Regions from separate parts of the Homo sapiens genome. Here region 1 is linked to region 2. Evidence: chromatin contacts called from ENCODE Hi-C or POLR2A ChIA-PET data. All regions are on one chromosome and are shown on one strand. Each heading gives the region's core, a stretch centred on a gene start or an enhancer-like site at or near the end of the contact. The rest is flanking DNA. Distances are from core to core; before and after follow the strand shown. Region 1 holds the start of PRKCI (protein kinase C iota). Region 2 overlaps SLC7A14-AS1 (SLC7A14 antisense RNA 1).

What was found. A loop is a pair of places that touch in the nucleus more often than their neighbours do. ChIA-PET counts read pairs that join two places held with the same protein, here RNA polymerase II (POLR2A). Pooled maps may share reads with other maps.
Region 1: a loop to region 2 is called in a map of tibial artery, with 4 times the contacts of the local background. The contact joins the promoter of PRKCI here to the enhancer-like site in region 2. A Hi-C loop is called at or near these places in 1 of 168 maps with a recorded cell type or tissue (tibial artery) and 2 of 50 pooled maps. POLR2A ChIA-PET finds 5 or more read pairs at or near these places in 2 of 52 experiments (OCI-LY7 and activated CD4-positive, alpha-beta T cell).

What each region holds. Positions count from the first base shown.
Region 1 is chr3:170,219,506-170,226,468 of GRCh38, forward strand. PRKCI (protein kinase C iota) reads left to right here and starts at 2,919. Exons shown (of 18, transcript NM_002740.6): 1 at 2,919-3,265. The coding sequence starts at 3,165. RefSeq lists enhancers at 2,450-2,509, 2,580-2,639, 2,650-2,809 and a silencer at 2,990-3,279.
Region 2 is chr3:170,740,005-170,746,503 of GRCh38, forward strand. The region is part of intron 5 of SLC7A14-AS1 (SLC7A14 antisense RNA 1); the gene reads left to right. Among named protein-coding and RNA genes, the nearest start is that of RPL22L1, 130 kb to the right of the region's middle. Within about 2 kb of position 1,892, at least 15 of the 41 ENCODE cell types and tissues checked have a DNase peak (open chromatin) inside an H3K27ac peak, as active enhancers do; they include tibial artery, where a contact is called at or near this core.

The sequences.
Region 1 (6,963 bases), core at 1,669-4,168, 520 kb before region 2:
GCAAATAATACCATCAAAAATATGAAAAGATTAAAAAAATGAAAAGATAATGCACAGAGTGGGAGAAAATATTTGCAAATAATCTAATAAGAGATGTATTTCCAGAATATATAAAGAGCTCTGGCCAGGCATGGTGGCTCACACCTATAATCTTAGCACTTTGGGAAGTCAAGGTGGGAAGATCACTTGAGCCCAGGAGTTGAAGATCAGCCTTGACATTATAGGAAGACCTAGTCTCTACAAAAACGAGAAAAACAAATTAGCTGGGTGTGGTGGCATATGCCTATGGGCCTAGCTACTCAGTAGGCTGAAGTGGAAGGATCGCTTGAGCCCAGGAGTTGGAGAGCTGTGATCATGCCATGCACTCCAGTCTGTGCAACAGAGCAAGATCTTGTCTTGAAGAAAAAAAAAAGAAAAGAGAGAACTCTTACAACTCAATGAAAAAAGACAACCCAATTTAAAAATGATTAAAGGATCTGAATAGATAGTTCTCCAAGAAGATATATAAATGGCCAATAAAAACACGAAAACATACCCAACATCATTAGTCATTAGGGAGATGTACATCAAAACTGTAATGAGATACCACTTCACAACCACTAGGATGGTTATGATAAAGAAGATGGGAAAAAAACCAAGTATTGGCAAGGACATTAAAAAAAACTGAAACCTTCACTGGGTATGGTGGCTTACACCTGTAATCTCAGCACTTTGGGAGGCTGAGGCAGGCAGATGGCTTCAGTCCAGGAGATTGAGACCAGCCTGGACAACATGGCAAAACCCCGGCGCTACAAAAAACACAAAATTTAGCAGGGTGTGGTGGCACATGCCTGTAGTCCCAGCTACTAGCGATGTTCAGAATAGAAAAACTCATAGCAACAGAAAATATATTATTGGTTGCCAGAGGTTGAGGAGAGTGGGGAGTAACTGCTAATGGATATGCAGTTACTTTCAGGGTGCTGAAAATACTCTGGATTTAGGTAGAGGTGATGGTTGCAAAACTTTGTGAAGATACTTAAAACTATCAAATTTTACACTTTAAATGAGTAAGTTGTATGGCATGTGAATTATCTTTTTTTAAAAAAATGAGACGGGATCTCACTGTGCATTGTGTTGCCCAGGGACGGAGTCTCGCTGGAGTGCAGTGGTGCAGTCTCAGAGGCTCACAGCAACCTCTGCCTCCTGGGTTTAAGCGATTCTCGTGCCTCAGCCTCCGGAGTAGCTGGGATTACAGGTGCCCGTATATTTTATAATATATTCCATAATTAATCGCTCCGTATTAAACTTGCTGATGCAGGTCTCCAATTACTGAAAAACCTGATACCAAGTTTTTCAATGGGATTTTTTTGTTTGTTTAAGAGATGGGGTCTCACCATGTTGCTCAGGCTGGCCTTGAACTCCTGGGCTCAAGTGATCCTCCAGCCTCAGCCTCTCAAAGGCTGGGACTACAGGCATGTAGCACTTTGCCTGACTCAAGGGGAATTTTTAGTAAGAGTATATAATCCAAGTCTGTAGCAGTTGGAGGATGTCGTACCACGCTGAAGTGTCACACATAACTGATGACTCAGTCCCCCAAGCCTATTTTATCATCGTAAAGAAAGCTATTTCTTTGATTATTCCAACTCTTTCAGCACCAGGACTGCTGCAGGGGCTGGATTCATGCTACCTGTAGTTGCAGTGTAAATTATGTGTCAGAGCCAAGATCCTAGGAAAGTCAAAGACTAGGTTACAAGAGCGATTCTTTTTTTTTTTTTTTTTTTTTTTTTTTGAGACAGAGTCTTGCTCTGTCGCCCAGGCTGGAGTGCAGTGGCACAGTCTTGGCTCACTGCAACCTCCGCCTCCCTGGTTCACGCCATTCTCCTGCCTTAGCCTCCCGAGTAGCTGGGACTACAGGCGCCCGCCACCACGCCCGGCTAATTTTTTGTGTTTTTAGTAGAGACGGGGTTTCACCGTGTTAGCCAGGATGGTCTCGATCTCCTGACCTTGTGATCCGCCCGCCTCGGCCTCCCAAAGTGCTGGGATTACAGGCTTGAGCCACCGCGCCCGGCCAAGGACGATTCTTTCTAATCTTTGGTAAGCCAGTTTTTACAGAATGAAATGCTCTTGGATTGACTGACTTGATTGGGTAAGTATTCATTGGGCTCTTGTTCCATGCAAGGGCAGTCTACAAGGGCCTAGATATGGGGGCCCCCAAAGAAGAAAAATCGGTTTTTCATCATATTTTCTGGTTGAGTTTCTTCCTTTATTATATTTGTTACATATGTTATTAAATTATTTCCATAAAAGAGGTTATGCTGAGCAGGTAACCAAATTCTTGTTCCCCCAAAAGACATGTATAATTCAGACGATTTATGCAATTAGAAGAAGGGAGACTTCATCAGTTAATAAAGTCTAGAACGTGAGGAAGCCCAGTCATTTCCAGGACCTTCAGATGCCCAAGCTGGATCCAGGTTTTCCACCCCGACAGCTCCAGGGAGCACGCTGGAGAGACAGACTTCACCAGCGGGAAGGCGCGGCACCCTACGCGCAAGGAACCTCAAGTCCCAGAATCCTATGAGGACTCCAAATCCCAGAAACCTGCACGCAAATCTATCCCGGGTGCCAAGTCGGCCGACCGCAGACGTGACCAAGTTGCGAGGCTAGGGTGAGGTGTCGTAGAATTTGTCCCTACCATTGTCCCTGCAGGGAAGAGACTTTAGTGATCTAGAGCTGGTCATTGTCTCTTTCACAGCTCGCGTGAAAGCACCCCTCTCGGCGTGTTTGATGCCATGATCAGCGTCTCCCATTCCCTCTGTCCCCTTTCTCTGCCCCCGTAAGGATGGTTCAGCCCGGTATTGAGGCTCCTTGAGCTGGCTGGATGGTTGCGCCCGCCCTACCCCGGAATGTGGGCCTTTGGAGCGAGCGAAGTGGGAGGGACCGACGCAGGAGGTGTCTTGGGCCCGGGCGGCTGTAGAGGCGGCGGCGCCTACGGGCAGTGGGAGGAGCCGCGCGGTTCCGGCTGCTCCGGCGAGGCGACCCTTGGGTCGGCGCTGCGGGCGAGGTGGGCAGGTAGGTGGGCGGACGGCCGCGGTTCTCCGGCAAGCGCAGGCGGCGGAGTCCCCCACGGCGCCCGAAGCGCCCCCCCGCACCCCCGGCCTCCAGCGTTGAGGCGGGGGAGTGAGGAGATGCCGACCCAGAGGGACAGCAGCACCATGTCCCACACGGTCGCAGGCGGCGGCAGCGGGGACCATTCCCACCAGGTCCGGGTGAAAGCCTACTACCGCGGGTGAGTGTCCTGGGACAGGGCGGTGGGCGGGAGGGGACAGGCCGGCTCCACTCGGCCTGGAGGAGGGGAGGGTGAGGGGCTGGAGGTGTTGTGGGCGGATTGGGCTGGGCGGGCGGGCGGCTCCGGTGACTCAGGGTGAGTGACGAAGTGATAGGGGTGGGGGCGAAGCAAGGGGATGCAGTACTGGGGGCGCCCCCAGGTATGGCGGTGCGGGGAGCCGAGGGGCCAGAGTAGGGTCCGAGAAGGAAGCTAGGGTTAGAGTAGGTGCACCTGGTGTGGACGAGAGACTCGCCTCCTGAGAGCTTTGTAGGGGCCTTGCATCCTTAAGTCTGGGTGTATTTGGGGTTGCGAGTTGAGGATTCCAAGTGATGCCTTAGTTAACTCAGTTTGCTGTGGGGATAGAAAACGGGACTTCTTCAGTTAGCTGTCCGTTTTGATTACCAGCAGGCCTAACGCCTCTGGTTCTCTGAGATATACCTCCATCCCCGTTGTGTTCACGTAGTGTATCTGCACTGCCAGTATATTAGACATAGGGGTTGTATTTAAGAATCAAGTCGATGCGTTTTCAGGGACGTGCAGTGGGTACTTACGTGTCGTCAAGATTAAGTTGCATGTGTGTAAATCAAAATTTTGTGAGCCTTTCTTTCTCAGTGTTGTTTCAACGACTACCCGATAGGGTGAGATACTGCAAGGTGAGGAGACTAGCCTAGTTACAGTTTTAAATTCTCTGATCTTCACTCCCTTACTATGGTTACAAGAAAAAACCCAGTTCTAAGTTCATTGTGTTAAATCATTTTCTATCAGTGACGCAAAGTGCCCCCCTTCCTTTAAATTCAGTTGTGGTTTGAATTTTTTTTTGAGATAATTATGTTTAGGAGCATTAGAAACGTGAAATGTTAGTGTGACCATAAAGGTTGGAGACTGAGAAGTCACAGAAAACCCAGCTACTTTGGCTTGCCTTACTGCTTGTCCAGGTAGAAGTAAATTGCTTTAAAAAACTCAAGCAGTGCTAGGTTGAAATTTTAATGCATACTTTTACATTCCTGAGAGGATCAGTGAAGATAGCAAACTCTCAAACTACCTCTCTTGTTTTGATTTCAAAGAAAATCTGAGCCCCTAAATGTTGTATTGATTTGATGTAAGGACTTTTTTTTTTATTATTATACTTTAAGTTTTAGGGTACATGTGCACAATGTGCAGGTTAGTTACATGTGTATACATGTGCCATACTGGTGTGCTGCACCCATTAACTCGTCATTTACATTAGGTATATCTCCTAATGGTATCCCTCCCCCCTCCCCCCACCCCACAACAGTCCCCAGGGTGTGATGTTCCCCTTCCTGTGTCCATGTGTTCTCATTGTTCAATTCCCATCTGTGAGTGAGAACATGCGGTGTTTGGTTTTTTGTCCTTGATGTAAGGACTTTTAAATTTGCTGCCATGAAGCCTCTGGCCTCTGTTTATTATTAGCTTGACTGTATGCAGGAGTAGTTTATTGGAGTTATATTGGACAGTATGATAACTTTGTGTTTAAGCAGGTAAAACTGATTAAGGAGGTTTTTATTTTAAATCAGTACCAAGAAACGTGTGGATATTTTTTAAAGTTTGTAGTTGTCACAAGAGCTGTTTTGACTTGAGGATGGTCAGCCATGAACTTTGCAAGGTGAGAAAAAAGCTTCCTTTGCTTTTTTTTTTTTAAACCCTTACCTGTAATTTGATGAATGAGATGTTTCACTTTATTCTTTTATTTTATTTTTGTTTGTTTGTTTTTGAGACAGGGTCTTACTCTGTTACCCATGCTGGAGTGCAGTGGCACAATCTCGGCTCACTGCATTCTCCGCCTCCCGGGTTCAAGCAATTCGCCTGCCTCAGCCTTCTGAGTAGCTGGGATTACAGGCATGTGCCACCACACCCGGCTAATTTTTGTATTTTTAGTAGAGACGGGGTTTCACCATATTGGCCAGGCATGTCTTGAACTCCTGGCCTCAAATGATGCGCTCGTCTTGGCTTCCCAAATTGCTGGGATTACAGGCATGAGCCACTGCGCCTGGCCCTAAGGCTTTCAATAAATTCTTATTAATTGAGATCATCTTCTCCAATGAGTCTATGAAAGGTAAGAAATTAGTGCTTCTATTTTCCCATTTGTATTAGTTTGACACATGTAAATAGGCCCAGTTAGTAAATGAAAATCATTGTAAACTCCTTTGAGAAGAAATCAAAGTCTTGCTGTACTTCATGAATTTAGATAGCAAATTATCTTGGCTTATTGCTCCAGTTATTAAAAAGAAGAGAATAAGGACATACAGCTTCTTTAGTGTTTGACTGCAATTTTTCCAAGACATTCAAGGTAACATTGTCTTTTAAAATCTGTGAAATTTTGCTGCGGCGCAAATAACCTCTTGCCCATTGTATACTGGTCTTTGCTCAATGAAAGCTTTCTAATGGTACCTTCATTTCAAGCCTCATTTAAAGACAATATCAGCACTCTAAATTGTACCAAATTCCTGTCCTCTGAAATTAGATGTTAAGATTATGTGTTTGTATAGTCTAAACTGATGATTGTGGTATTACATAGTCAGCTGCTCATTAATATAGATGAAGCTAAAATGAGTCACGGACAAGGATAGTTAATAAACAGGTTGGCTAACTAGAACACCTACCTGATTTTAAAATAGAAAATCCTTCCTTTATACCAAGAAATGTGAGAACATTCTGCATTTGAAAAAGTTTTCTTTTCTCTCCAATCTTCTGAAGGGCCATTATTACATAGCATTTCCTCTATCCCTCTACACTTTTCTTTTCTTTTTTTTTTTTTTAAATAGAGACAAGGTCTCACCGTGTTGCCCAGGCTAATCCCAAACTCCTGGGCTCAAGTGATCCTCCTGCCTCAGCCTCTCAAAGTGCTGGGATTACAGGTGTGAGCCACTGTACCTGGCTCCACTACCCTTTTCTAACAATATTTCTTTCCAGTGAATGTTGACTCATTTAATAGCCAGCATTTTTTTTAGTGAAAAAATTGCCCTCTCTTTTCAAAGATGTGTATAGTGTTATTATTCTGTTAAGCTTGATCTCAGTGAAAACGTGTAATCTCTCTAGATCTAATAACATTTAATTTTTTTCTAATTTTTATTTTATTTTATTTTATTTATTTATTTTTTTGGAGATGGAGTCTCGCTCTGTCACCTGGGCTGGAGTGCAGTGGCGTGATCTCGGCTCATTGCAACCTCCGCCTCCCAGGTTCAAGGGATTCTCCTGCGGCTGCCTCCCGAGTAGGTGGGACTACAGGCGCCCACCACCACGCCCAGCTAATTTTTGTATTTTAGTAGAGACGGGTTTTCACCATGTTGGCCAGGTTGGTCTCCCAACTTCTGACCTCAAGTGATCCACCCACCTCGGTCTCCCAAAGTGTTGGGATTACAGGAATGAGCCATCTTGCCCAGCCAATTTACATCTAGTTTTTAAGCAAGAGATTAATAGCACTGAAAATTCAATTTTATTGGACACCACATCTTACTTAGATGCCTTTCTCATGGCCTGCACCCGTCTTTTCCTAGCAAGGAAGCTTTTCAGTGAGGGGCCTTCAGTTATTACCTAGTGCTAGTAGTTTGGAGGAAGAGAAACAGGTTTCATTAATTAGTGATAAACTGTCAATGTATGTGCTTATCCTTATATAAAATTACTTGCTATTATGGGATAGA
Region 2 (6,499 bases), core at 642-3,141:
AACAGGGAAAATAAAGGAATTCAGTTGACATGGATTTGGCACTCACCCAGCACTGTATGTGCCATTGCTACTAGAGTGTCTTCCTGGATGTCCCATAGGCACCTGATGATCAATAAGTCCCAAATTGGCTTCAGTCCCCACTTGCTGTGCAGACATGCCCTGCCTGTCCCTGTGCACAGAACAGCCATCTATCCAGGGATGTTCATATATATCATCTCATTCAATCCTCACATCCACCCATAAAATAGAAATTATCACCCCTAGTCAATACATGAAGAAACTGAAGCTCAGAGAGGCTAAGTGCAACAGCTCGGGCTGCCATAATAAAATACCATGGGTGGGGCGATTTAAACAACAGACATTTATTTTCTTACAGTTCTAGAGGCTAGAAGTCCAAGATCAAGGTGTTGGCAGAGCTAGCTCCTCCTGAGGGCTGTGAGAGACTCACTCCTTGGCTTGTTGATGGCTGTCTTTTCCCTGTGTCTCCTTGTATCATCTTTCCTCTGCACGGCTCTGTGTTCACTTTTCTCTTTTTATAAGGACACCAGTCATGTTGGATTACAGCCCACCTTAATGACCTCATTTTAGCTTGACTACCTTTGAAAAGAACCTATCTCTAAATAAAGCCACATTCTGAAAACTGGGGTTTAGGATTTCAATATATGGATTTGGGAGCAGAGGAAACATTTCAGTCCATAACACTACCTAACCCCCAAAGACTTCTATAGGAGGAAACATTTGAAGAAAGGAGTTGGCTAGGTGAAAATAGAGGCAGTAGGCAGGAATGAGAGAAGAGTTCCAGGGACAGGGATCACTATATACAAAGGAAAGAAGGGGAAGGAGCAGGACACAGCCTGATGCCGCTCATGGTAGGAGCGTTCACATTCACATGCCACTCACAGCCCAGCCCAGCAGGGTCTGATTGCCAGGCCATACCCCAGTGTCCTGGGACTTGCCAAACAAACCCACTGTTTCTTGTGGACCGAAAGTTGTTTCTGGTACATCAAAATGGAGGGGAGAGCTGAGTTTGGCTGGGGCAGAAGAAGTGATCCTAGGGGCCTTTGAGCTCTAAGAATAAGCAGAGCCAGGAAAGTGGGGAGACTCAGTTATGAGCAGACACAGTGAAGAGCAGTACTTAGAGGAAAACCTGAACAGAATTTAAAACTAAAGCCTCAAACGCTGCGAGCTCCCCCGCCCACAACAGCCCTTGTCAGAGAGCCCAGAAGGGCATGAAAGGAGGAGGAGAGAGAGGGAGGAGGGAAGAAACTGTATTTCCCTTACCTCACAGTCTTCCCTTCTCTGGGGACCCACAGAAAGATGCACTGACTATAAAATAGGGGCTTTTAAAACTATTAGGCAACATGGAATAAAGTGTCAGAGGCAGCCAAACCAAAACCACTTGAATAAGAGCATCACTAACTGCGAGGCTGGGGCGTGGCTTCATTTTATTCCAAGCCTTTGGCACACAACACAGAATCTGGCACGTGGTAGGAATCTGACAAATACTTGGATGTTTGTTTGTTTTCTTACCTAAGAGGACATCCCAAGGATACCAAGCGTTTCTAGGTGAATCCTGTGACTCCATCCCTAGCCTGAGAGACCTGCCTCCAGGAAGGAAGAGATTATTGCAGTTCCCTCTATTTTAAAATCTTTTCAATGCCGATTTTGTTTTTGATATATTATTATTGCCTGAGGCTTTAGTCAGGAGACTGAGATCACACAAAGCACAGATCTTAGAATTTAATAGCTTTTCTCAAGAATGAAATCAGATTCTTTCTGAAAAATATCTAAAAGACATGCCTTATTACATAAGGAGAGCATGCTTCATGTGAAGATGTGGATATTTTTAGAGCATGTGTTTTGAATTTTATATTTGTGGTCCTATTTACCTGGATGAGTCACATTTAAAACGTTCCCAAATTTCTTGCCTTTAAACCCTAAGCTTCTTGTGGCTTTGAGGAACATTTGCTCAGATTACTCACAACACAAATCTTCCTGTCATTAAACTACTACACTTTGTACTGAGTGGCATATAATACATAGAAATTGTCAGACAAGCTGGATTATTCGTCCCCAAAGGAGCAGTTCTTAGTAAATGAATTACACCAAGAAATTGCTGGGGCCTACAACATTCCTTTTTTGGTTTGTTTTTGGGTTTTTGTTTTTGTTTGTATCCTCTCTAAAAGGTGGCTTCAGGCTATGTTAGCAGGAGAGTGGAGAGAAACCAAGTGAGGCCTAGAGGTCTTTGGGTACAGGAATGCAGTTTCAAAATCCTAGTGAAAGCTGCTAAGAATTCAGAGAAAGTGGCAGAGAGGAAAGACACATTTAACATTTGCTACCTAAGGTACAGCTGGAAATAATATGGAACAGATGGATCAGAACTGAAAACATGGATTGAGGAAGAGGCATGCTGGATAATTTTTGAATGGATGCTAGACATTGGCAGCTTTACTTTGTTGAGTGCTGAATATTTGTATATTCCTATAAACATGCATGAGATTTGTCCTAACAATTAAGTTATCTAGACACACTTTGATCTTTCTGGGTCTTGATTTTAAGGTTTTTCTTTAGGTGAGACCAGAGCATCATTTATTCTAGACCTAATTTTGCTCCTCTTTTGAGGCAAAGACCTTTTCAATACACCATCTGATGCCCAGTGAATTAAGAGGTTTTGTACTGTGGCTGGTAGATCAGAAATTATTCCTGGTTCTGTGTGAGCCTCAGCTATGTTCCCTCTAATCCTGTTGGTTGGTTTGTATACCGACCTCAGATAGTTTCTTATCTTACATGTGCCAATCAGTATGGAGCTAAAGACCCAAAGGGAACCTTCCACAGACCTCTGGAGTTCCCTTAGCATGCAGATTTTTCCTCTCTGCAACTCTGCCCCAAGAACTCCAGCTGACTCCACCTTCCCAGACTCCCTGCTTCATCTCCTCCACTCAGAGAGAACACTGGGCCCTTCTGCTTTCCACTTCCCTGTGGCACAGCTTGGACATTCTCTCCAGGCGGTAACCTAGGGCAACTGTCCATAGGAATTACTGTCCTGCATTGCTGATGTCCATGGTCTTGGTTGTTTCATATATTTTCTCCAGATTTTTTTCAGGAGGAAAGTAAGTCCTGTCCCTATTACTCCATCTTTGGCTGAAGTGAAAGTCAACTATATGTTCAATTGCCTTTTTAAAAAAATTTGACACATTGTAATTGTACATAGTTATGGTGTGCAATTTAGGGTTTCAATACATATATATGTTGTATAACAATAAAATCAGAGTAGTTAGTATATCCATCACCTCATGCATTCATCATTTCTCTGTGGTGAGAATATTCAAAAGCTTCTCTCCTAGCTATTTTGTAACAGTCACCCTCCTGTGCAATAGAACAGCGGTACTTATTCCTCCTATCTAATTATAACTTTGTACCGTGGACCACTCTCTCTCCATTCTTCCCCACTCCCCTCTCTAGTCTCTGGTAACCACTGTTTACTCTCTGTTTCTTTCTTTTTTTTTTTTTCTTTAGAGGTAAGGTCTCACTCTGTTGCCCTGGCTGGAGTGCAGCAGCATAATCATAGCTCACTGCAGCCTCAAACTCCTGGGCTCAAGTGATCCTCCTGCCTCAACCTCCCGTCTACTCTCTGCTTCTATGATATCTATTTTTTTGAGACGGAGTCTCACTCTGTCACCCAGGCTAGAGTGCAGTGGCATGATCTTGGCTTACTGCAACCTCTTCCTCCCAGGTTCAAGTGAATCTTGTGCCTCAGCCTCCCGAGTAGCTGGGATTACAGGTGCACATCACCATGCCCAGTTAATTTTTGTATTTTTAGTAGATATGGGGGTTTCCTCATGTTGGCCAGGCTGGTCTTGAACTCTTGATCTCAAGTGATCCTCCCTCCTAGGCCTCCCAAAGTGTTGGGATTACAGGCGTGAGCCACCATGCCTAGCCTTTCAATTTTTTTTAGATTCTACATATGAGTGATATCATATAGTATTTGTCTTTTTGCATCTGGCTTATTTCACTTAATAAAATGTCTTCCAGATTCATCCAGGTTGTCACAAATGACAGGATTTCATTCTTTTTGTATGGTTGAATAATATTCTATTCTGTATGTATACCACATTTTCTTTATCCATTCATCCATTGTTGGGCGCTTACATTGATTCCATATTTTTGCTGTTGTCACTTGCTTTTATAAGCAAGTCCAGAACCATAGACAGAACCAGCTTAGGTCAGTCTGTCTCAATAGAATTTTTACATTTGTGTCAGTTTCCATTTTCCTTGATGTATTAGTCTGTTCTCACGTGGCTATAAAGAAATACCTGAGACTGGGTAATTTATAAAGAAAAGAGGTTTAATTGAGTCACAGTTCTACATGGCTGGGGAGGCTCAGGAAACTTACAATCATGGCAGAAGGCACCTCTTCACAGGGCCACAGGAGACAGAATGAGTGCTGAGTGAAGGGGCAAGCCCCTTATAAAACCATCAGATCTTGTGAGGACTCACTCACTATCATGAGAACAGCATGGGGGAATCACCCCCATGATTCAATTATCTCCACCTGGTGCCACCCTTGACACATGGGGATTATTACAGTTCAGGATGAGATTTGGGTGGGGACACAGAGCCAAACCATATCACTTGACATTGCCTCATCTTTCTGTTTAGTTAATAATAAGTAGTCTTCATGATCGCCGCTTATTATCTTTTCTGCTCATTGTAATATCCTTCCTGAAAAGACTAGTACTAGGCAATGGTGTTTAAGTAATAAAACAAAGATTAAAGTGTCTTTAGTTAGACAAACATGGCTTTCATTGCTACCTCTTCCACTCCCTATGTGACTTTTGACAAGTGTTTTAATCTCAAAGGGACTGTCTCTGTCAACAAAATGGACAAGGGTGTAAGATGTGTTGAGAAAAAGACTTTTAATTTATGCTATCCATGCATCTGTATTTTGTTACATGAAAGATGTAATTTTAATTTAAAATAACAAAGTATTTTAAATACTTTGTTAAATAAATGGTAGTGATAATATCTCATCAACAGGGCCATCATGAGTATTAATTGAAATAATATGCATGCTTAATGTGTTATAACTTGGCCCATCTTTCCACTGTTCCAAGTACAGAACAATCATACTCTAAATGGCCAGTTGAGTTTCACAGATAATAAAAATGTGTTTTCTGTAAAGGGTCCAATTTGCTTTCTTTTTCTTCTACACAACCCTGGGAGCACTCCTAAGAGACCATGTGGGTTCAATGTGAATGGCTTGGAATTCCTTAAGTGTGTATGGATGTTGCTGTACAGTTTTCCACTGAGTGACCTCTGATTGGACAAAACTCAAAAAGTGCTGGCAAAGGAAGATTTTAAGCCATCTTTAAAATGAATGGGGATTTGGGTTCATGGTGGTAACTAGTTGAAGAGAGATAAGAGAAGAAATATAGCCTGACTGGAAAGAAAAGAATATCAACTTGGTGATTAATATTTATTGCATGCCTGCAATTCTTCTTGAACTAGTCACTACCTCTCATTCTTTGAATTCCTGAGTCATACCTTACTCTGTTTTCTTCTACATGCCAACTCCTGCACTCTTTTTGTCTGGCCCTTAAAATGGCCTCAGAATCCCTCTCAATACTGCACTGAGGCAGCCAGAATGTTCAGGCTGAGTTGGCATAAAATCTGAAACCTATTTATCATCCTATGAACATTCATCCATTAGGCTTATCTGATCACCTAGCCTTTCAGTTCCTAGACCACTTCTTTTAATGACCTTGTTTCTACTTCAGCCATCCATTTACACCCTAGAAACTGTCACTAGTTGGAACAGTTATCTTAATATCCTCCCAGATTGCAATATTCAAAATTTCCAGTGTTCTCATGACTCTATTTCTTTTGCCTTTGTTCTTTGACTATCGAGGTTCATTTTATCCAGAAATTCCTCTTTTATCTTTTCTTTCAAATTCTGGGCCACATGGTGAGATCCTAAACCAATTTCTGCCAGTATCTTCTAATTTCTTGCCACCACTTCTTCACCCTGTCCCTTGCTATATTCATCTAGCAAAACATGGTATGGGATTAGTACTGCAGTTTTATTTTTCCTTCTCCAAGAAGCTGAGGAGAAAATCCTACAACTGAAACAAGTCCAATTGTCCCATTCAACTGATTTCACTTGACCCATAGAACTGATACTATGGTTTCTTTTGAATAAACATAAAAATTGACTCTTCCAGTCTTAAAACTTAAGGAAGATAAATTTGTCTTATCTGAGTTCTTTCCCAGGAAACCAAACATCAGTCCTCCCAGATAGCATCAAGGAACTGGAACGTACCAGTTCACTCCATCTGGACAACATTCCAGACCCCTCACCCATCATGATTGCCTATCTGACCACTTGCTTTCTGTTGACCAACTCCTCTTCCCTACCCCTCCCTAATTCCTGTTTTCCTGCATGTTACATTTCTTCCCTGCTATATAAGTTCCTGGTTTTAGTTGGTCAGGGAGATGGATT